Regions from separate parts of the Mus musculus genome. Here regions 2 and 3 are each linked to region 1. The links are chromatin loops, found by intact Hi-C in ENCODE. Cell type or tissue: heart. All regions are shown on one strand.

The links. Hi-C counts contacts between places; a loop is a spot of excess contacts. Peaks named below come from ENCODE experiments on the same cell type or tissue, not always from the same donor. Only the 100,000 strongest peaks of a DNase experiment are listed, where the experiment ranks them.
Region 2: it touches region 1 in a loop (2.2-fold over the local background); 2 of 42 quality-filtered maps call a loop at or near these places.
Region 3: it touches region 1 in a loop (9-fold over the local background); 2 of 42 quality-filtered maps call a loop at or near these places.

The regions. Positions count from the first base shown.
Region 1 is chr19:37,262,780-37,270,779 of GRCm38, forward strand. It overlaps Ide (insulin degrading enzyme), which reads right to left. Exons shown (of 25, transcript NM_031156.4): 25 at 5,964-8,000. The coding sequence ends at 7,963. 4931408D14Rik (RIKEN cDNA 4931408D14 gene) reads right to left here and starts at 1,316. Exons shown (of 3, transcript NR_040299.1): 1 at 1,075-1,316; 2 at 818-956. In heart, a CTCF peak has its summit at 3,183; DNase peaks (open chromatin) are centred at 1,562, 1,882 and 3,152.
Region 2 is chr19:37,371,536-37,379,535 of GRCm38, forward strand. Kif11 (kinesin family member 11) reads left to right here and starts at 4,847. Exons shown (of 22, transcript NM_010615.2): 1 at 4,847-5,132. The coding sequence starts at 5,059. In heart, a CTCF peak has its summit at 4,776; a DNase peak (open chromatin) is centred at 4,746; H3K4me3 peaks cover 3,266 bases; H3K27ac peaks cover 2,183 bases.
Region 3 is chr19:37,175,061-37,183,060 of GRCm38, forward strand. The region is part of intron 1 of Cpeb3 (cytoplasmic polyadenylation element binding protein 3); the gene reads right to left. It overlaps A330032B11Rik (RIKEN cDNA A330032B11 gene), which reads left to right. Exons shown (of 3, transcript NR_045329.1): 2 at 955-1,016. Among named protein-coding and RNA genes, the nearest start is that of A330032B11Rik, 5.2 kb to the left of the region's middle. In heart, no CTCF peak of the experiment used is centred here; DNase peaks (open chromatin) are centred at 1, 131 and 3,011; H3K4me3 peaks cover 3,726 bases; H3K27ac peaks cover 3,415 bases.

The DNA of each region.
Region 1 (8,000 bases):
GAATTCAAAACCAGTCTGGACTACATAGCAAGCTACTGCAGAGAAAGGTTAGAGACATGACTTAGGCTTAAGAAAACACACACTCTCTCACATACACATGTACACACATACACATACACATTCATTCATACAATATACTCATTCATATATATATATATATATATATATATATATATATATATATATATACACGCACATAGTTAAATATACACACTCACAATACACATAACACATTCATACACACTAACTCATATGTGTATATGTATAGTTACATATGCATACTCTCACATATTCATAACACAGTATACATTCATACTCATACATATATACACACTCATACACAAGCATTTACTCATATACTCACTCATATACACATACTCTTTTTTTATACACACATACACAATACACACTCATATACACAATTTAAATAATAAATATATTTATGAAATTGAAAGAGAGAGGTTAAGTCAGCAAGGTGTACCTGCAATTTTTTCCCCTGCTGAGTACTTAAAAGCTCTGAACAGCAGAATGGGGAGGGAGTCAGTCAGTCAATTGAGAATTCATGTCTGATCCCTAGCACACACACAAATCAGGCCTGGTAGCACACACTTGTAACCCCAGTGCGGGCAAGGCAAAGGCAGGACAGTCCCTAGGCTTTGGTGGCCAGCCAGCCTATCCTTCTTTGTGAGCACCGTTTCAAGAGCAAGATAGATAGCTCCTGGAAAATAATATCCAAGGACGACTTCTGCCGCCCTCCCTCGCCCCCCCCCAGCCCCCCCCCCCCACACACACACTGAAGGGATGAACAAGGACTCACTGCAAATAAGATTTACAGTGATACAGGTTACAATGCTCACTGCACGGGCAGACCATTGGAGATTTACTCTCCCAAGTGACGACTCAGCAAAGCTCTGGACTTCAGGGCCTCAGTCACCCCTGCAGGCAGCAAGGCTGTTCTGAAAAGAAGAGAATCCATAAGTGCCTAGGCGCCTAGCCACGCCCCATTCCCACAAACCCTTGTCTGCTCAGCATCCTGGATGGTAGCAGGTAATTTCGGTGTGGCTTTCAGGCTACCTTTACTGTTTCTGATTTCTTGTAGAAGTCCACATTGCAATTCCTTTCTGGGTGGCGGTTTGGTAACGTATCAGAATCCTTAACCGTGGTTGTTAGGCGCGAGGACCCACAGCTTCGTGGCTGTCCTGGGCTTCTCTGACCTCAGCTCCAGCTTCGAGGGACTCCGGGCTGACCCAGAGTTTGCCAGAGCTGCAGGAGGTGTTGGATCACTCAGAGAAGATGTTTGTGCAAAGCGAAAGTCTACTGAAAACTGCTCAACAAGGCACTGGACGCTATGGTCAAAGTGCACACGGTATTGCCAAACATCAAGAGTTTTGAAGAAGAGCCAACAACAGTTTTGAGCAATTTGGGTGAAGGAGGGCGTTCTTTCTGACTGGACATGTGACCCTTGCCCCTAGTTCCGGGCTGCTGTTCTGTGGATCCAACTCTTGTTTGTAAATCAGCCTCAGAGGCTGAAGATGTCTGTCTGCCTCCCAGAGGATGGGCGACTTCAGGGATAGGACTCAAAGAGAGCAAGCTCCGAGCTTCCAGGCACAGAGCCAGCTGGTGCAAGGAAAACGACCAGGGGCAAAAAGGAGCACCACACAAAACAAACGCAGTCTATTGTCCAAAAAGACCTACAGTCATTAATATGATCAAGCTGAACAGCAGGGAGTCAAAATAGCCAAGGGAACAGAAAACCATTTAACAAAAACACAAAAAAGGCTCAATCCATTAGCGCTCAATACTCCAGCAACGCACCAGACAGTAATCGACCTATCAGAGAGAAAATGCACAAAGCCAAGTGGAACCTAGCCAGTCCTAGCCGGTGCCGTTAGTCATCTGGATCTGTTGACATTTGAAGAACACTCATCCGACAAGTATGGGTGAACATCACTCTCAAATTCAGATAAAATATTCGCTGAGGTTACATTCCAGACTGAAAACCACACTTAAACAAGCTTAAAAACAAAAGCCCTAGAAAATAGGCGTCGGCATCTGGCATGATAACACTCACCTCTCATCCCAGCACTCAGGACTGTGAGCTAGAAGCTTGGCCTCTAGCAAGCCACTATCTGGAAGCAAACAAATGCATGATCTTGGAGTTGAGTGAAATTAAACTAAGAATAGTGGAAACATTGCCGGGAAACCTCTAAATATTTGACAAATGCACGCTATATTTCTAAACTGGTGACACATGCTGTTAGACCCAAATACTTGCCAGCAGAGGTAGGAGGATTTTTTTTTTTTTTGAGTCCACAAAGTCCAAGGTCATACTAGACTAGGCTTACCATCTTAGAATTGCAAAAAACAAAAGGCACATCACCACCCAAAACAAACCAAAATGAATTTATTTCTAAATGTCACATAGGTCAAAGATGTCTCAAGAGAAACCTGAATATTTTTTTTTTAAGATTTATTTATTTATTATATGTAAGTACACTGTAGCTGTCTTCAGACACTCCAGAAGAGGGCGTCAGATCTTGTTACAGATGGCTGTGAGCCACCATGTGGTTGCTGGGATTTGAACTCTGGACCTTCGGAAGAACAGTTGGGTGCTCTTACCCACTGAGCCATCTCACCAGCCCGAAACCTGAATATTTTAAACTGAATGAAAATATAATGTATTCAAATGTGTGTGTGATACAACAAAAACAGAGTTGGGGTGGGGCAGATCTGCAACACTGAATAGCACATGTAAGAAAACAGTGGCCAGTGTAGGTGCCTGCAGCCTTGGCACTTAGGAAGAAAAATGATGAAAAATATCTGTAGATACAAGCGATGTAATTAGGTGAATAAGATACATTTGTAGTACTAATTTTTCCAAATTAGTTTTAAAATCAGTTCCTGGCGTTTTCTCCAATGATGACAAGAATTCTTTGGAGGGGAAACAACAGGACCAAGAATAATCTCACCTACCTTCTTTTTGGACAGGGTCTAGCTGTGTAGCCCCAGCTAAGCCTAAAACTTGCCATCCTCCTGTCTCAACCTCCTAAGTTCTGGGATTACAGGTGTGCACGCCTGGCTCTTGTCACATTTTTTGCTGATTTCTATATTACATAAATGGGAGTTGGCGGTGACATCAGGTTTTGTGTGGAACAGTCTCACTGAGAAGTGCTTTGTCTCCGCCTCGTGGTCAGGACTGGCTTTGCACTGTCAGCAGCACCCTTCCGCAGGCTAGTTCAATCAGAATGGCTAGAATAGCATCAGAATATGATCTAAATAAAACTCAACGAAGTTCTTATCATACAGATCAAAGTGTGGATACTTCGATTCTTCTTAGAAGGTGGAACAAAAAACCCGTGGAAGGAGTTACAGAGACTGAAGGATAGGCCATCCAGAGACTGTCCCACCTGGGGATCCATCCCATATACAACCACCAAACTCAGACACTATTGTGGATGCCAACACGAGCTTGCTGACAGGAGCCTGATATAGCTGTCTCCTGAGAGGCTCTGCCAGCGCCTGACATATACAGAAGTGGATGCTCACAGCTATCCCTGGGACTAAACCACCAACCAAAGAAAACACACGGTGGGACTCATGGCTCCAGCTGCATATGTAACAGAGGATGGCCTAGTCAGTCATCAATGGGAGGAGAGGCCCTTGGTCCTGTGAAGGTTCTATGCCCCAGTATAGGGGAATGCCAGAGCCAGGAAGCAGGAGTCTGTGGGTTGGGGAGCAGGGGGTGGAGGAAGGGGATAGGGGATTTTCGGAGGGGAAACAATGAAAGGGGATAACATTTGAAATGTGAATAAAGAAAATAATCTAAAAAAAAAAAAAAACCCAAACAACAACAAAAAACCCTCAAAGAAAAAGGTGGGCATGGTGGCAGACTCCTTTAATCCCAGCACTTCGGAGGCAGAGACAAAGCAAATCTGTGTGAGTTCAAGGCTAGCCTAGAATAAACAGTGTGACCCTGTCTTTTAAAAAAGGCTGGCAAGATGGAAGATGGTACAGCTAGTAACTCACTTGCTGCCAAGTCCAAGGACCTGTGCTCATTCCCTGAGGTCCACTTGGTAGAAAGAGAACCACCCGCTTATTATCCTGCCCTCCACATTGGTGGTGTGGCACGGGCACCTCTCACCCGCCCCCCTCCACCTCAAAACACTCACACACTTTTTATTTTTATTTTTTTAAAGCCAGGAGTGGTACGGCTTAGCTGGCCAGCGGACCCCAGGGCAATGAAGGATGCTGTTTTATAACACAAGGTGCAAAGCACCTGAGGAGTGACACCAGAAGACTCTGACACTCCCATGAACACACACATCATTTTAAAATATTAAAGTAAAAAAAAAATAACTTCCCAATTGATCAGTGTTCTACAGCAGAGATGCCGAGATGATGGTCTCACAGTTGGAATAGATGCCAGCGCCTCCCCCCAGCCTCCATGAAGCAGTGTGCTACATATCCATACCCTTGGAGCTCATGTTTCTGATTCCCCAGTGTTGGGATCATAGGCATGCACGGCCAGACCTAGTTGGGGACAATTTTTTTTTTAAGTTTATGTAAGTACACTGTCGCTGTCCTCAGACACACCAGAAGAGGGCACCGAATCCCATTACAGATGGTTATGAAGTCACCACGTGGTTGCTGGGAATTGAACTCTCAGGACCTCTGGAAGAGCAGTCAGTGCTCTTAACCACTGAGCCATCTCTCCAGCCCAGGGACAAACTCTTAAGACTTGTATTTCTCATCTCAAACGCATACAGACTTCTCAAAGACACATCCATGAGAACTTTAAGTGTATGCTAACCACTGAGGACCCCAAATAAGTGAACGCAAACTTTTTTTTGGAACATACTTCTTGGCCACATGGTAGCACAGGACTATAATCTGAGTACCAGAAAGGTGGAGGGGAGAGGGTCAGGAGGGCAGCCTGAATTCCAGGTCAGCCCTCATAAGCAAGTCTATATCTCATCTTGTCCCCACCCTTTTAGAGAAAGGGTCTAGCCTCACTGAATAGTCCTGGCTAGTTAGGAATTTCCTATGTAGACAGGTTGGCCTCAAACTCAGAGGTCTCCCTGTCTCTACCTATGTTGGGCCTAAATCACCACACCAACTCCATCTGCTTTTAAACAAACCAGAGTCTTGCTTTGCTCCCCTTGTTTGAAGGCATTCCGTAAGCGCCACGCTCTCCCATTTTTCCCAGTGCTCATAACCTTGCTGCGCTGTCTAGGACCTCAGACACAAGTCTGAACAGAGAAGGTGGCCTCGTGAGGGCCTTAGGAGAAGTGTCAGCGCCCCATCATTAAGCAGCAGCTGTCTGCCACACAGGGTCCCCTAGCAGGGCAGAGGCGGGCTCTGCACTTGTTGAAGCTTTCCTCATCAAATACTCTCATAAGCCTACTGTCATATCATATGCTGTTACACCCCTACTATAATAATACTGAGTTGAAAAGGGCTCCCTCCGTATCTACTAAAATATTCATGTTAAATTGGTGGTTTTTTTCTTAAGGTTTATTTTATTTATATGAGTACACTGTTGCTGTCTTCAGACACACCAGGAGAGGGCATCGGATCCCATTACAGATGGTTGTGAGCCACCATGTGGCTGCTGGGAATTGATCTCTGAAAGAGCAATCAGTGCTTTTAACCACTGAGCCACCTCTCCAGCCCCAGTGTTAATTTCTTTATCTGAGTGTGGGAGACACTGCTTAGCAAGAGTCTGGCCTCCAACATGGAGGCTCCTATTTTACACGTTATTTAGAAGACTAGAAGATGGAGCTGTTTCCGAACTGTTACTGAGTACCAACAAATGCACCTATGTGTGTGCACACAAGCACACCCATGCCCACTGCTTCCTTCAACAGACTAACAGAAGAATGAAATCCTGTCAAGTGTGAATGTTGACAGGGAAGCTCAAGTATTTCATCGAAACTACAAAGTCACACAACACAAAGCGCAGACCGAGTTCCAGGTCAGATTTATTGTAAACAGGATAACCTCAGGACCCCGCCACACTGACTGACTAAAAAGACTTTTTAAGTCTCTGGCAACTCGTGACTTTTTCACACATCTCACTTGCGGAAGCCTGAGTACGTACATGCGGTCTCTGGACAGTATGTTCTTGTTCATGGACCACAACCTGGACCCACTGAGATGAACCGGTTGGGATGCCAAGTGACACACAGGAGCTTGGGAACACACTGAACACCACATGCAGGTTCATGGAAGACGACATGGGATTGTTTCCAATCTCTTCAGGTGTCTTTTCTCATACAAATGACAAACTTTTAACTGTACCCATTTTTTTTTTAAGAGCTAAGTTACTCAACGGCAGGTGAGCATTTACAGAAAAGGTAGCAGACTGTTGTTTGTGTTTACAACGATGGATTCGAACACTCAGGACTAAGTTTAGATTCATCTTTGTATAGATTTTGCAGTTCGATGAAAAGCTGCATAGTCACACTGGGCGGGGTGGCGCAAGCCTAATCCCGGCACTTGAGAGGTGGAGGCAGGAGGATCAAGGAGTTCAAAGTCGACCTTGGCTACTGGGCCAGTTGCGCAGAGGAGAAGGCAGTGTTGACTCGTGTCTTCTGAAGGGATGGACAGAGACAGGCTTCTCACCGGGAGACTCTTAGAACATGTGGATAGAAGACGGGCGCAGCACCACAGGGAGAGCGGCCTCCACAGCCGCCCAAGTTCACCGTATTTGGAAAATGTGAAACTTAACCTGTGAAAAGCCGAGAGATTCTACAGCAGAAAATCCTGGCCAATCAAGTAACATGGGGCAGGAAGATGTCACCTGGAAACGCCACTCTCGGCCTCAGCTGGTGGACGAACAGGAGCGCTTTGCTTTCTGTTGCTATTGCCTGTGTGTGGAAACATAGCCACGCTTGTTCTTGAAGCAAGTTTTAATAGCAAATACTTTAAAACAGCTGTTAAATCTACAGGAACATTTTCACCTAAAATAGTATCTTGTGAAAAAAATAGTTTTTTAAAAGTCCACTCCAGTCATCATCTGTATGTTTATATTCATATATTCAAAAAAATAACACTTAAGGCAAGATGAGACCGGAAGCAGCGGGGAGTTTAGAGTCTTACGGAGACTGGCTATTTCAGAACGCAACCGTTTTGTATCTCCAAGGAGGTGGCTCTGTATTTGCTTCCTTTTAAGTCCCTAGAGGGGCAAATGTTTTAGTTCACACACGGATCACAATTTCACCCTAGGAGTTGTGGGGAGTTACAACAGCTGATCTTAGCACAGCACGTCTGCTGACAGAACACAGCAAACCAACTACGAGAAACAGAAATGTCAACAGAATCTGATGAGCGAGAGCCCACAGGAATCCTGAGAAATTCTGAACTGGGTGTAAGGTCAGTCTGCGTTTCTAGCACTGGGAATTCTGGGGCTTCCAGCATTTGACTAAGAAGATTAAAAAACATACCCAAATTTTATAAAATCAGCAAGTTCACTAATAAAGGAACATGGCATTGCTTTGTGCATCATCTGTCAAATGTAATGTTTTCTGTTGGTTTACAGGAAACCATCAAATAGAAAGCAGATGTGAAGATCGGTTTTTAAAAAGGTAAATGTAATCCTCTCTAAATGTTTTGAAGCCTTTAAGAAAAAAAGCTCTTTTTTTTTTTTTTCAAGACAAGTGACTATTTTACAGAATAAGGAAGAAAGACTGTATTGGGATATCTTTCTTCAGATTAAGCAGTTAATATAAGGGAATTTCTCTTAGGAATAAAAAGGAAAAAAATTAAGAGATTTAAGAGATTTTAAAAATATTCTACATCTATAAGATTTTATAAGTTTATTACTTTGGGTTTTTAACATTTCTACATAATAATGCCTGATTAACTCTTTTCTGTTTGTCTCTCTAATAGCAAGCCAGAAACTACTCAAAGCTGAGACTGTTTTCCCAGGCCCTGGAAGACACAGGAACATGTCTACTTTCTTCAGAGTTTTGCAGCCATGAAGTTAATATGTGGTTTCA
Region 2 (8,000 bases), 110 kb after region 1:
TTCTGGCTTTCCTGAAAATCACTAAGCAGAACAGGCTGGTTTCAAACTCACAGAGATCTTCCTGCCTCTGGCCCTGAGTGCTGGGATTAGAGGCATGTGCCACTGCTCCTAGCATTAATATAATATAATATAATATAATATAATATAATATATGGTTTAAGAACAAAATTGCATAAAAATAAGATGGATTCTTTCTGATCAAATGGAGGATTGTTTTTTTAAAAAGATTTATTTATTTATTTAATGTACATGAGCGTCCTATCTATATGTACACCTACATAACAGAAGAGGGCATCAGATTTTATTATAGATGGTTATGAGCCACCATGTGGTTGCTGGGGACTGAACTCAAGACCTCTGGAAGAGCAGACAGCAGTCTTAACCCCTAAACCATCTCTCCAGCCCCAAATGGAGGATTTTTAAAAAGTGGTTTGTTTTTACTTTATGTGCATTTGTGCTTTGCCTGTGTGATGTCTGTGTCATATTCCCTGGAGCTGATGTTGCAGACAGTGAGTGATAAGCTGTCGGTGTGGCTGTTGGAAATTGAACCTGGGTCCTCTGGAAAAGCAGCTGAGCCATCTCTCCAGCCCCCAAAGGGAAGTCAAGTTTCCTTTACTGTTTGAATTGATATTCTTGGCTCTAAGAAACATATCTGGTGAAATGTAGCTAAATAGTAAATGTTTTGTTGACTAATCTTGGTACTGCCCTTTCATATATCATGTTTCAAATGGAATATTCAAGCAAACCATGTGCATGATGTTGCTAATGGGAACAAATGTGTTCATTCATGTAGAAGCTGAAACGAAGCGCTCTGGACTCCAAATAATTCATCGTTTGGAGAAAACAATTAGCAGCTAGGTTTGTAACAGGACAATGCCTTTACAGTGCTCTTCGATAGGAATCTTACATGTATAGAAGAATGCTTGGTATAGGTTTCATTATGTCCCTGTAATGTATGTAAGCATACACTTCTCTTTTAAATGTAAAGAACAATAGGAGTATGTGACCCTCTGGCCTATGATTCTGCACACATAGGGCTCGTTCATCCACATTAGCACACTTATACTATACCACAAACACACACCAAGAAAGACTTAAAAACTCTTAACTTTTTTTATGTGTACAAGTGTCTTATCTACATGTATGTCTGTGCTTGTTGACTACAGAGGCCAGAAGAGAAGATCAGATCCCCTGGGACTGCAATCTCAAAGAGTTGTAAGCCACTAAGTAGGTACAGGGAACAGAACGTGGGTCCTCTGGAAAAGCAAGGTCTCAAATACTGCAGGCTGTTCTTGACTCTGATGTAGCCAAAGCTGACCTTGAACTCCTGATCCTCCTGCCTCCACCTCCTGAGTGGTGGAACTTACAGCCTAAGCACCAAGCCTAGCTCAAGATTTTCCTTCTTTGTGGACCTGAGGAGATGGATCAGTAGTTAAAGAAAACTAGCTGCACTTCTACTGCCTCCACCTCAAAAGTACTGGGATTATAGGTGTGTGCCAATATACTCAGCCTTTAGGATTTTTTTCTTTTTTTCAGTACCAGGGATCAAGAGCAAGGTCTCAAGCATACTGACCCAATGCTGTGCTACTGAGCCTGTATTTGAAATTTTTAGCTATTTTCTTGAATTCCTTGCCACAATCAAAAAGATTGTACAGAGACACTGTTTTGATACTTATGAAGGAGAAAGACATTTTTTCCTTTTCTTTGCTTCTTTCTTTAAAAAAAAAATTATCTGCTAGGCACTTAATCCTCTAATGATTCTAACAATAAAACAGGAACCCTGAAAAAAATTAAAATTACACACACACACACACACACACACACACACCATGTTTAAGGGTTGAGAATGCTTGTTAACGGTACAGTACCTTCCTGGCATACATAAAGCCTTAGGTTGGATCCTCAGGGCTTCCTAATGCTTTCCCAGGAGATTGATGCTGGCACAGGGACAGGCTGAAACTCTGCTGTCCAGAGCTCTCCCCCAGGAAAAGGCATCATCTTTCAGTTTGGGTAATTTATCTTACAGCTCAACCTATATAGATATGCTTCTGGGCGTCGCTTTCCATTACTCTTGCAGTTCTGGCTCAGAGGGGAAATAAATGAATTTCTTTGCACCAACTCTTGTTTGCAGGGCTTTGTGTATGTGTGTGTGTCTGTGCATTTAGCAAGCAGCAGACCTGGTAAGTCAGATAATGATAATTTTTATTATCTCCATTTTACTACAAGGAAACCCAAACTGTGAAATGTTAAGTATTTTCCTTCAGGTACCAAGGATATATTTACTTTGTCTGTAAATATATATAAATGTCTTACAAGAGACTGGAAAACCAGCGAGGGGTGTAGATGGTAGAGTGCTGGTCTAGCACAAAGAAGCCTTGGGTCTGATGCCCAGTCCAGTATAAATAGGTATGGTGGTAAACACCTGTGATCTCAGCACGGGGGAGGTGGACGCAGTATGATCAAAGCCATCCTCAGCTAGCCAGTGAGCTGGAGGCTAGCCTGAGCTACATAAAACCCATCTCAAAAAACCCCAAAACAATGTGAAGAAGGACCCAGATGAAGTTTACACTCAGGTAGGAAAAAAAAAAAAACCACAACATAATTATAAAGTGTAGTGTTAAAGAAGCAAATAGCAAGTTCCTTTAGACAGGATGGTCAAGTTTTGTTTTTTCTAGGGTCTCTTGTAGTCCAGCCTGGCTTGAATTTGCTAATCCAAACCCTGAGACTGAGATTACAAGCTTGTTCAACCAACCCAGTAAAAAACAAACAAACAAACAAACAACCCCACCAAGCCATGGGGGCTGGTGAGATGGCTCAGTGGTTAACAGCACTGACTGCTCTTCCAAAGGTGCTGAGTTCAAATCCCAGCAACCACATGGTGGCTCACAATCACCCGTAATGAGATCTGACGCTCTCTTCTGGTGCGTCTGAAGTCAGCTACAGTGTACTTATGTGTAATAATAAATACATAAAAACAAAACAAAAAAACCACCCAAACAAACAAAACAGTCTTTAAAAACCAGAAACTGACAGAAAAATGAGAATGAGGAAGGCATCCAAAGTGCCAATGGACTAGAGTTCCACTGAGGCGCTGGCACTCGTAGTACAAGGGGAGACAGAGAACAGGGTAAACACCACCTTAGAATAGTGGTCTGCATGAATGACCCTTTCACAGGGGCCAAGCAAGCCCATCGGAAAACACAGGAATGGTAAGACCTTTTGCATCTAATTCCAAAAGATTAAAAAAAAAAAAAAAAAAAAAAAAAAAGACAAAAAGACAAAAATCATGGGATGCAGCACTCGGGAGGCAGAGGCAAGTGGATTTCTGAGTTCGAGGCCAGCCTGGTCTACAGAGTGAGTTCCAGGACAGCCAGGGCAATACAGAGAAACCCTGTCTCGAAAAAAAAAAAAAAAAAAAACCCAAAAAAACCAACAACAACAAAAAAAATCATGGGCTGGAGAGATGGATAAGAGCTGTTAAGAGCACTTCCTGTTCTTCCACAGGACCTGAATTCAGGTCCTAGCGCCCACTGTAGGTGGTTCACAACTGACTTTTTAACTACAGTTCCAGGGCATTCAATGCCATCTTCTGTCCAAGGGCACCACCACACACTTGGAGGACACACACACAGACACACTACCCCACACATAAATAAATAATCTTAAGCCACACCCCTCAAAAAAAAAAAAAAAAAAAAGCAAACAAGAAACCAGCCAGGACTGGTAGCTCATTCTTTCAATACCAGTATGCAGAAGGCAGGAAGATCATTGAGGATTCTCACAGGGCCAGCCTTGTGTTCAGAAAGATATCTTGTTTAAAACAAACGAATAAATAGCAAATGATGGACATAACACAGTTTGATACTAAACTGGAAATGTATGAAATGGACGCTTGAACTCCTGATCTTTCTGCCTCTGTCCCTATATGTGTTTGGTTTGCTTTTTAAAGGATATTTGCTGAGTGAATGCAGTAGCAGGGAGGAGAAAAAAAGGGTAGCAGTAGGAACATCGAAGGAAGTCATTCAGGGACGAGATTCAAAGTCTTGGAGGAAGGTGATTGCAGAGGAAGGGTCTGGTTAAAAACACGTGTTGAAGTGAGAAAGACTGGCCGGAGGCAAGGGTATAAAGATGTTCAATATGTTCACTTTGTGGGACATTTTGAGATAGCAGTGAGTCTCTGGGGCTAGCTTTTGTTTTGTTTTTGTTTGTTTGTTTTTGGAGACAGCGTTTCTCTGTGCAACCAGCCCTGGCCGTCCTGGCCTCGCTTTATAGATCAGGCTGGTCTGGAACTCGGAGAGCTCCTCTGCCACTCCTGCCTCCGAGAGTAGTTTACCAGTAGACAGTTGGCTTTGCTTAATCCAGAGGACCAGGGATCTGGAGTGCGGAAGGCGGGTATTTGGCGAGGTCGGCGGCGCTTTCTCTGATCCTCGCTAAGTTACATCGGAGAGGCTAAACCGCATTTAAGATCCCGCGAAACAGAAAAAGCAGCTCCGGAAACCCGATGAGGCGGAGGACTCGGCTTTTCTGTTTCCCCGGTCCCCACCTACACCTTAAACGGCCGAGTTGTTCGTCACCTCTCTACGGAAAGCGAGAAGCCTCGGAGGGCGGTAAGGACCCAGCGAATGCGGCGATGTAGGCGTCCCAGGCCCCAGAAGCCCGCCAGCGGCAGCACTGAAAGCTTGCACAGTGAACTTCGGACTACAGGAGCCAGCCTGCACCGCCATCCATTTCTTCGGGTCACGCCCCGTCGTCACCACAGTGACGACACGGCGTCCCATGATGCCTCGCGTGCCGCTCTGCTATTGGTCCGGTCAGTCGTCTCCATTTTTCAAAATTGAGGCGCGGAATCGTTGCTGATTTCGGAGCAGAGGAGGAGGTTCGTCCTGTCCGGCTTTTGCGGGGCGGCGGCCACGGCCAAGAGGCCTGCGTGGACCTCGGGGACGCCGAGCTGCGAGTCTCGGTCCTCGTGGCCTTGGCAGCACCGGGTGAGGAGAGGCTGCTCCCGGTTCTCACTGTGTCTGAGTCTCCGCTAGGCCGGCAGGTTTTGGCTCGACCGTCATGGCGTCCCAGCCGAGTTCTTTGAAGAAGAAAGAGGAAAAGGGCAGGAACATCCAGGTGGTGGTGAGATGCAGGTAAGGAGAGGCTGGGACGAGTCCGGACGCGGAGGCTTAGCTTTTGGGCTAGCCGTTCCGGAGAGCGATTTGTTTACCTTTCTGAAGGACACCAAGTCATCGGTTTCTGGGGCTCCCCGTGTTTTGTTCGGTAAACATGCTACCACGTTTAGTTCTAAATTAGGGTTTGTCTCGGGGGGGGGGGGGATGTTGGTGTTGGTTAAAGTTAAGCTGCAGTCACAAAGAATTTGATGGTTGCTCTTCGCTGAAAAGTGCGTTCCCTTTTAAAAGCCAATGTCGCCGAAAATTTAGCTGTCATTGCTCTGTGCTACCCCGTCCGAGTTGTCAGTTTGGGAATAAAGCTTCCTACTTACTTTGCATGTAGTTTGGCGCTCACCTTGGGGTTATTTCCACTTCGGAAAGACTAATAGTTCTTTATTCTGTGTGTTTGGTCCAATAGATGAAAGTAGGTTTGCTTTTAAAAGGGAACGCACTTTTCAGCGAAGAGCAACCATCAAATTCACCTCTAATAACCAAGTAGACATTGCTGAATTTAAGCTAAGCTGTAAAATGAGTTTATGAAACTCACGAGCTAATGAAAGTACATGGCTAAGGTGCAGCATCTTTTCTCTTTCTCATTTTTCTTCTTCTTCTTTTTTTTTTTTTTGGTTTTTCGAGACAGGGTTTCTCTCTCCTTCTTTCTTTCTTTCTTTCTTTCTTTCTTTCTTTTATCTGCCTTTGTTCATTGACCAAAAGACAAAATTGAGAGGAGGGAGGGTGTGGGGTTCAGCTCTCCCCGACTGACATCCAAATAACTTACCCAGAGTTTTTAATTTTTTTGAATTTTTGTGATGTTACCGAGGTTGGTCTGGAACTATATGTTAGCGTACTTTACTGTCTCAGCCTCTCGGTCGTTTAGCTGGGATTGCTGGGTGACAAGTGTGTGCCACTGTGTCTGCCTTTTTTTTTTTTTTCCTGAGACTGGCCTCAAACTCCGACTAGCTCCCTGCCTTAGTTCTGAGTTCTGGAGTTATAAGCAATTCAAGTTTCAGCTACCAGACCCAAGTTTTTAAACTAGGTGACGTGTGTGTGTGTGTGTGTGTGTGTGTGTGTGTGTGTGTGTGTGTGAGCAACTCTAGGCTTGCCAAAGATACTTAATTGCTGAACTCTGGAGTTTTAGTTACTTAATTTGGAACTTTCATTTTAATCAACAGGAAAGCAGACACACTTAAGAATTTAGGAAAAAAAAAATTAGGCAGATTTAGGCAGGCAGTTGTGGGGCACACCTCTAATCCCAGCATGTTTTACAGATCGAGTTTCAAGACAACCAGGGCTACAAAGAGAAACTCTGCCTCAAAAAATTTTTATTTTTAATAATGGGTATATATTCAGGTGTTTGCACACATACGTGAGTGCTTGTGGAGAGCAGAAGAGAGCACCACCTCTAAGGCCAGAGTTACAGGTGGTTGTGAGTCACCCCCAGGTGTGGGGGCTAGAAACAGAACTCAAGGTCTCTAGAAGAACAAGAAGTGTTCTTACCCTAAGCTACCCAACAAATGCACTTTTTTTTACAATTTTTTTGCAGTATTATTATTATTAGTCAATATTGCCTTTTCTGTGTGCTATTATTTCCTTTGTTACTTACAAAGTGTTTGAGTCATAAAAAGTTACAAAGAACACTGACGGTGGGGGTGTGATGGTACAAGCCTTTAATCCCAGTATTTATCCCTCAAAGTAAGAAATAAAACATCTCATGTGTCCATACTGTCCTCCTACATTTCAAGGCTGGCCTTAAGAGAATTTTTTTTAAACATTTTTTTACCAGTGAAAACGTTTACACGTGTCTGTTATGTACAATAGTTTAGGCATAGGTTTTTCTTTTTCTTGTTTGGTTAGTCTTTTCTCTATTAAGTAGTGTTCCTGGCGCCAGTCTCATTAAGCTTTTTTTTTTTTTAAAGATTTATTATTTATTATATGTAAGTACACTGTAGCTGTCTTCAGACACTCAAGAAGAGGGAGTCAGATCTCGTTACGGATGGTTGTGAGGCACCATGTGGTTGCTGGGATTTGAACTCCGGACCTTCGGAAGAGCAGTCGGGTGCTCTTATCCACTGAGCCATCTCACCAGCCCCTCATTAAGCTTTAATAAGCAATAAATGAGGCTTTCTTAGGATGTTGTACGTTAGATCCTCATCGTCTTGTGTTTGGTGGCAGGGTCTCACTATGTAGCGTTCTGCCTCCCCTGCAACTCATCTGCACCCAGGCTTGAAGTCCTGCAGTCAGTGCTCCTGTGGCAGCCTCCTGAGCCTTAGAAGTGTGAGCCACCATGCCTGATTTTTGATGCTGTTGCCTGTGCCTTTGGTATCTGATCCAGGGAATCGTTGCTAAAGCCAAAGCTGCCAGGCTTTTTCTTCTTTGTTTCTCTAAGTTTTATGGTGTTACGTCTTAGGTGCAAGTTTTTGGTCCTCTTTATGTGATGTTAAGTGAGACATTCGGCTTCATTGTGTAGGATACCCAGTTTTCTGTCACCATGTTACAGAGATTACTGAATGGTTTGGCTCATTTGTCTAAAATCATTTGCCCATATAGGAGAGGGTTTATTTATGAGCACTCAATCCCACTGGTCTGTGTCTGTCTGTTCCAGTCTCGTTTATCGTATAGTTTTGACTGCTTACACCTTTAGAATAAATTTTAAAATCAAGAAGTGTGAGTTCTCCCTGTCTCAAAAAAAAAAAAAAAAAAAACCAAAACCAAAACAAAACAAAAAAAAAAGTGTGAGTCCTGAAGATGTGTTGTTTTTGTTTGTTTGTTTGTTTTTCATGACAGGGTTTCTCTGTATAGCCCTGGCTGTCCTGGAACTCACTCCGTAGACCAGGCTGGCCTCGAACT
Region 3 (8,000 bases), 88 kb before region 1:
TTACTTGCGAAAATCCAGTGCCACCGCCACTAGCCAATTGCAATGCAAATCCATAATCTCGCATTTAGAAGAACAAGTCGGGCTGGGAGGGGGGTGGGGGGAGCTGGAGGGATCGAGCAAGGTCTCTAAAAATACTGTGAGAGCGTCTTCACCCTTTCTGACGTCTCGGCCCCTTTTCTGTGTTAGTGAGAGATGTGCTTATAAGACAGAAAGACAGCAATTTCGCCACGTCTCTTTTCCCTTCACCGGAACTCAGAGCGTTCACCCTGCAATGAGAAACTGATTCTGGTTCCTGTTTTTTCCCAAGCACCACCCTCCCCCAGTTATTTGCATACGTCAATAAATAGTGCTGCGTCCTTCAGCAAGGTTAAAAAGACTTGGTACACGACCCTCTTTCCCCCTTCCCCAGCTGGAGCACTTAGAAACCATTTTTTAAGCCGACTTAGCCCTCTTGATTAGCAAACTGCCTTCTTGCCTCGGATGATTGTTTCATTTGGCTGCAGCGAACCTCGAGAGACAAAATCTTTGGCATTTGTTGGAAGAACTCAGCTGCACAATCATTCTCTGGCCTCTCCGTAGCGGCAGCTACTCCATTTTGTTAGGAGACGTTTTAATATAAAAGAAACCTCAGTTTTTAGAAAAATGAAAATCGCCGGGCGTGGTGGCGCATGCTTGAAATCCTAGTACTCTGAGGGAGAGGCAGAAGGATCAAAAATTCAAGGTCAGGCTTAACTATTTAGCCAGTTCGAGTCCAGCCTGGTATATAAGAAACCTGACTTTAAAAAAAGAAAGAAAGAAAAGAAAAGAAGTAAAAGAAAAGAAAAAAACCTACTGAAACGTTTAGAAGTGTTTGCTTCTTATTACTCTAAGGATTGTGGGTTTTCTGCTTATTCTCCGATTTTCTCCTCTCCAGTTCTGCCGCCCAAGTGATTTACTGGCTTCTTGGCATTTCAGGTCTCTACGGGAGCCTGAGAAATTCTCTGCAGAGTGGAGAAATGCTTCTGCTTGGATTTGAGGTCAGAGGGAGGAAGGTGGGGAGTGAGGAGGGGAGGGGAGGGAGTCTGTGAGATGGAGAGGGGGCGGGACTTTAAAAATGCATCTGAGATTTAAGTAGACAGTCAAGATAATTCTGGGGTTGCCAGATTTTCATTTTTGAATCCTCCTGCTGCTGCCTCGGTCACAAGACTGGCAAATTTAGAATCCATTCTTTTATCACTAGTATTAGCAATGAAAGACTATGGTTTGACGACCCTGAATTACCATATGCTAGCAACTGTTAAAAATAGAGGAGTACAAAGTCCCAAATTCTCATACATTGTAATTATAGTGCATTACCCTCACTGCTTCATTTAGCCATATAAGGAGTGTATGGTATTTTCCACTTCACATAGCAGGGCTATATTCACCTATGTCATACAACCTGTTTTCTTACTCAAGGGTGAAAACAGTAATCATTCAAAACCAAGAGATTTCCATGCATGTAGTTATCATTGAATGAGCTTGTCTCAGAATATGTTTAATTGCTTTAAATATCTGAATATTACAGGGCTGAGACCTTGCAAACAAATATTTTGAAATTTTAAAGGAGCTATGACCAAACATATAATTATTTTTAGATGATGATTCAGTATAATTGCAATAAAGTTATTAATATATTTAATATAGTTAATTAACTCATATACTGGAGAAGCATCTTCCTTGGGACATTTGTAAAGGGCATTCAGACACACACACAACAGTTCTGCCTTTGGACTATTCAAAATAACAACTCTTAAAATGGAGGTGGTATCGCTCTTAACTATTACACAAAGGATAACAGACAAGAAGTTGGATTCACAGTTCTTTTTTTATTAAAGCTATGATTAAAGTACTTAACAGATACCATCTTTCAAAGTTTTATATACGAAGAGCATAGTGAGCTTCAGGAAACACCACTTCTCTCAGCCGCCTTACTTTCCTTTTTATTCCTCTCTTCCCCTCTCCTAAAAAAAAAAAAAAAAAAAAAAAAAAAAACCCAGCCCAGTATAATAGAGCATGCACCAGGGATTGCCTGCTACTATCAATAAAGCCTGCTTCAGATTGCTTTTCTTTTCCTCAGTTCCCTCTATCTGGAACAATGGCTTTGATTAGTGTTATAAATAGAGCACAGAGAGGAGAGTGGACCTTGGAGTCAGACAGCACGAAGTTCCATCCCTGCCAAAGAGGGTGGTCACAGAGTCATCTCCTACCTCCTCCTTACGGTGCTGCAGTAGACCATTGTACCTCTGGAATTTGAGTGCTTTGATAAGCTAGAACTTTCTTTACAATAGCTTTATCATCATGGCTGAAATATGTACTGGATTATAATTTTAGTATCACCCAGCTATTCTCATTGCTTGTAGTCAACACTTTTGTTAATGCCTTTAGCTTAAACTGCATTAAAACCCCAAGCCAAAAAGTAACCTAGGCTTAGAATATTTTATAATGGCTTTAATTAATAGTAACACTATAACATTAAATTCTCAAAATATTCTAACAAAACACTCCATGTTTTTCAGAATGCTCTTTAAAAATAATACAAATTTAACTTTCTGTATTAAATTCACTCGGTCAAGGTCAAGACCCACCTTTTAATATGATCTTTTAAACAAAAGCTAAGTCAGTGACTAATATAAAATTTACAAAGTCAATATGTAACATCCTTAAATAACTGCCTGTATAATTTGATTTGGAGGTTTTTTTTTCTTTGCTTATATATAGCAAAGTCTGAGAAATAGATTCCTGTTTCCCCTCCCCCACCGCACACAATAGACCGGCTTTTACATGCAATTGCCCAATTTCAAGTAACAAATTCATAGCAGCAGTTACCTTTAAGTGTCCAGTTTTTAAAGATCGATAAAATTGAAAAAAAAATGAATAGTATTTATTTCTTCTTTCGGGTTGATTATGTGACCGCTCTGGAAAAGCACTTTGACAACTGTAAGAAGAGTGGGCATGCGCACACAGAGAACTGTGGGGGCTGAAGTCCTTCACACGGTACTCTGCCTCTGCCCGGCTTCAGCACGTTCAGTCAGGAAAGGAGGAAGCCTCGTAAATACAGATTCCAAGGGGGAGAGTTTGTGCCCGGATTATATTATCGCTTCCTAACCAACATAAATCAGGAGTTGTTGAAATAAAAGAAGGAAAAATAAACTGGATTGTCAACTTGATTTAGGAAGCAAGGCTAAAAGAGAAAGTAGATTGTAAGACTCGGAATAAATAGATCCAGCAGAGCTACCTTAAATGGTATTATGATGGTAATGCCTGGGTAGCCAGCAATAGGAACCCTAGCCGAGAGAAAGAGATCAGGGTGTGGAAGAAAAAGAATAGATGGAGAACTACTAGGGAATGAAAACACTTAAAGCCCCCATCCCTGCTGCTTTCCTGGCACAGCAGACAAGACAAGACTACATACACTAGGCTAATCTGGATCCTCCAGCCTCGACCTCCTAAAAGCTGGGATTATAGATATGTACTGCCACACCTGCCTAAAGGAAACACTTTTAATACAGAATCTTTAAGTATACCTTAATACTAAATGTACTACTGACCTTGAAGACAAAAATCCGTTTTAATCACCAATGCTGGACACCTTATGTACCACAACCGATGGATGGAGATGGGGCCTCCCTATGTATGCACCCCTGGCTGTCTGGAAACTGGTTGTGTAAATCAAGCAGGCTTCAAAAGTGGACCAATCTTCCTGCCTTTGCTTCCCTAGTGCTGGAATTAGAAGTTTGTGCCACCACACCCAGTTCAGGATTTCTTTGTATTTAATTTTTTACTGGATGAGCAAAGCCCACATCCCAGCACTGGGATCCCAGGCTGGGAGTTCTGACAGCCAGAGCTATACACAAACCATAAAAGGGCTGAGGAGATAAATTAGTTGATAAAGTCTTTGCCCTGAATGCACAAATGTATAAGAACCTGAGTTAGATCCCCAGAACCCATGTTTAAAAATAAACAAACAAACAAACAAACAAACACCTAGGCATGGCAGCATAGCACTCTTATAAACCCAGACTGGGGAGTCCCTGGGTCTCTCTTGCTGGCCAGCCTAGCGTAATAGGCAAGCCTAGTCCAAGTTGAGAGGTAGTCTTTAAAAACGTCTATGGCCATGTTACCCTGACCTCAACCTATCTCTTCTCATCTAAGCAAGGCTTAGTTAGTACTTAGATGGGAGGCTGCCTAAGATAACCAAGTACTGTAGGCTCTTGGCCTCCCAGTCTTTCCATTTTGGCCACAACCTAGGGCCACTCTAACATGTCCCCACCTCTCTGTACCCCAGAAAATAAAATAGTAGACTGCTCCTGAAGAAGCAACCTGAAGTTGACCTCTGGCTTCAACTAAGTTATACACACATATATAGACACATGTGTATAACCCCCACATATATAAACTCTCATACATATACACATGCAAAAAAAAATTCTACCTGTATGTTCTGATTCAACACACTTTATTTTTACCTAGTAAAATGAAAGTGTAACTTGCATTATTGATATAGTAATCAAATAAAATTCAATTCTTTCACTGCAAAATAATATTTGATCACATACTAATTAGTAAGTAACTTAAAACGTTAGGCATATAACTCATTGGACAATGACATACATACACACACACACACACACACACACACACACACACACACACACACACACATATGCAGGTACTAGTTAGGGAGAACTGTATTGGGGAGATACTTGGTTGCTTTGAAACAGAAGTTTGTGTAGTCCTGGCTAGCCTTGAACCTGCTATGTAGCTGAGGATGCTCTTGAATTTCTGATCCTCCTGTCTCTACCTCCCAAGTGACAAGATAATAGTTGCTACCACACAGAGCCTTTACTTTTTTTTTTATTAACTTCGTATCTGATTTCCCCTATTTTTACCTAATCTTTCCAAGGCCAGATCTTGCAACATTAGCATCAACTGTCATTGTGTCTCGCTCCTGAAAGCAACAGCTCAAGCTAAGGTTGCTCTCACATGGGCACAAGGTAATGCTTCTGTGCGATCTGGTTTCATGCGGTTCATCCATGGGGTTCAGAGTGAGCATCACTTAATGACTTAGACTTGAAAACACCAAGTATCATTTACAACAGTCACAATTTTCTATTTCCCTTCCTAACTTGTAAATTAAAAGGACAGTGTTATCAGACACTTTGTGTCTAGTTATTTTGTTTGTCATTCCTTCCTTTTGTTTTTGGGTTTGTTGGTATTGTTGTTGCAGTGAGTTTTTGGTTTGGTTTTGTTTGAGAAAGGGTCTAACTGTGTAGCCTTGGCTGGTCTAATATTTTCTATGACCAGACTAACCTCAAACTCAGAGAGATGCATCTACCTCTGCCTCTCAGTTACTGAGATCAAAGGTGTGGGCGGGCATCACACAGATTGTTTTTGTTTTGAGTCAAGGTCTGGCCTAGCCTGCAACTTGCCATGTAACCAAAGCAGACTTTGAACTTCAGGTCCTCCTTCCTTTTCCTCCCCATCTCATGTGCTAGGATTACATGTCCCCACCCATCTCTACCCCAGAAAATAAAATGGCAGACTGCTCCTGAAGAAGCAACCTGAAGTTGACCTCTGGCTTCGACTAAATGATGCACTGCCACGTCTAGTTTATACGGTGCTGGAATGACCTCGGGGCTTCACGTGTGCTGAGCAAGCTCCATCAACTAAGCCACATCCTCAAACTCTCTGTCCAGTTATTTAAGGAATAGGAAGTTATATAAGAAAAAAAAACCAACCCTAATAATTTAGGTAAAAGTTAAGTGCAGTGGTGTATGTCTGTAATCCCAACACATCAGAGGCTGACACCGGAGGATTCATACTAGCTCCAGCCTTGACTATAGAGACTTTGTTGCCTAGCTCACTACCTTGTACCACCCCCCAAAAGGTTTTATCTATTTTTTAACCATTCAGATGCATGTTTGAAACAGTTTACTTGAACATTTAGTAATCCAACTAACCTCAAGTGCAGATCTACTGGTAATTCACAGGCTAAAAAAAGATAAACTCTGATGAGTGATAATGAGCACTGGCTGGAAACTTACTGTACTTAAGAGTGAGTAATTAATCTTTGCTTTTTCCCCCTAAAATGAACACTTAGACCCAAAAAGAACATAGCTCAAGCAAGAATACCAAAGAATACATACCAAGACCCTCAGCAAGGACAAAGGCTCTCTCTCTCTCAATAATCAAATATTGGGTGTTGTGTGTGTGTGTGTGTGTGTGTGTGTGTGTGTGTGTGTGTGTGGTATTCATGACTGCATGTATAATCACACATGTGAAGGCCAGAGATTGACACTGGTTTTGTTGTTTTTATTGTTCTCCACTTTATATTGAGGCAAAGACTAGCCTCACACTTGATCCTAGGATGGCTAATTCTGCTGGTCCAACTAGCCTGCTTACTCCAAGCCTGCTTACTCAGTCTCCTAAGCTCTAGAACCACAGGCAAGCTGCCATACCAGCCTATCGTGTTCATGGCTTCTCGAGATAGGTGTATAGCACATGCCTTTCCCACTGAGCCATCTTTCTAGCACCTCATTTTTTATTTAACCAAAATAGTCAAATACATTTTTTGAGACAGGATGTCTGTAGCCCAGACTAGCCTTGAGCCTCTGCCTCCCAGGCATGAAACAGCACACTCACGTACATCTTTCTGGGCTGCGTTCCTCTCTCCTTACTAGCACCACACTGCTTATAAATAAACATGGACAGTGTGTAAGCTTTTTCTTTCCTTTTACATGAGGGTCTCACTATGTTGTTCAGGTTAGTCTCAAACATAGGGGCTCAAGTAGTGCTCCTGTCTCAGCTTCTCGGGTATCTAGGAACAGCATTGGCAGAATAAGAGTGAACACAGGCTGCCTTCTGAGAACTGAAATTAATAGATATGCACCACCATTCCCAGTTCCATATATAAATAGAGAAGTGGATAAATGGGTGGATTTTTAGATAAAGGATATATTTATATAGAACAGCCAAAATTCTAGTATAAACTACACTTCACTTAGAAGGATAATTACACTAGGTGACTACCACAGGCAAGAGAACTAGAGGTTCAAGGTCTTCCTTAGCTACACATTAAGTTCCTAGGCAGCTTGGGCTACATGAGAAACTGTCTCAAAAACCAACAAAAGAAAGCTAAACAACAATAAATAAATAAATAATGCAAAAATTTAGAAGAACGACTAAGAAAGAGTAATACATAGGGAGTACATATAGTCAAAGTATATAATATATGCATATTAAAATGGTGTAATAATGCCCATTGTTTCGTGCAATGAATATATACTAATTTTTAAAGTATTAAAAAAGTTTAGAAACATAATCCAGAACTGAGAATATATTTCAGTGGTACACTGTTTGCCTAGCATGTTCAAGGCCCTGGGACAGATCCCCAGTACCAAATGAGAAAAAAAGAAAAAAAAAAAAAAAAAGAAGAAAAGATCTAGAAGAATATCTTCACAGCATTGAGGTAAACAACAATGTACTTGTTTGGGTAGAGGATTGAATCTAAGCTCACATACACTGAGGACATATTCTGACCACTGAGTTACACCTCCAGCCCCATCAGTCCTTTAAAACAAATCACAAAAATGATAGCCATAAATAAAATTAACAAGCTGGACTAATTAAGATTATGCTTCGCTAGGTGTGGTGGAGCACGACTTTAATCCCAGCACTCAGGAGGGAGAGGCAGGCAGATCTCTGAGATGAAGGCCAGCCCTATCTACAGAGAGAATTCCTGTGCAGCCAGGGCTACACAGAGAAATTCTATTTGGAGGTGGGGGGAAAAAGAATCTGTTTGCTACTGGACCTACTGGCCTGTGCTTACAATCCCAGCATTTTGGAGGCTAAAGCAAGAGGGATGAAATAGTGAAAGACCCTCAGAGAAGTTGTTAAACAGAGTTGTAGAGTTCAGCAAAAGCATTTGACCTGGATATGAGGTATGGGGAGCTCTGTGGATACATCTGGGGGTACAAAGT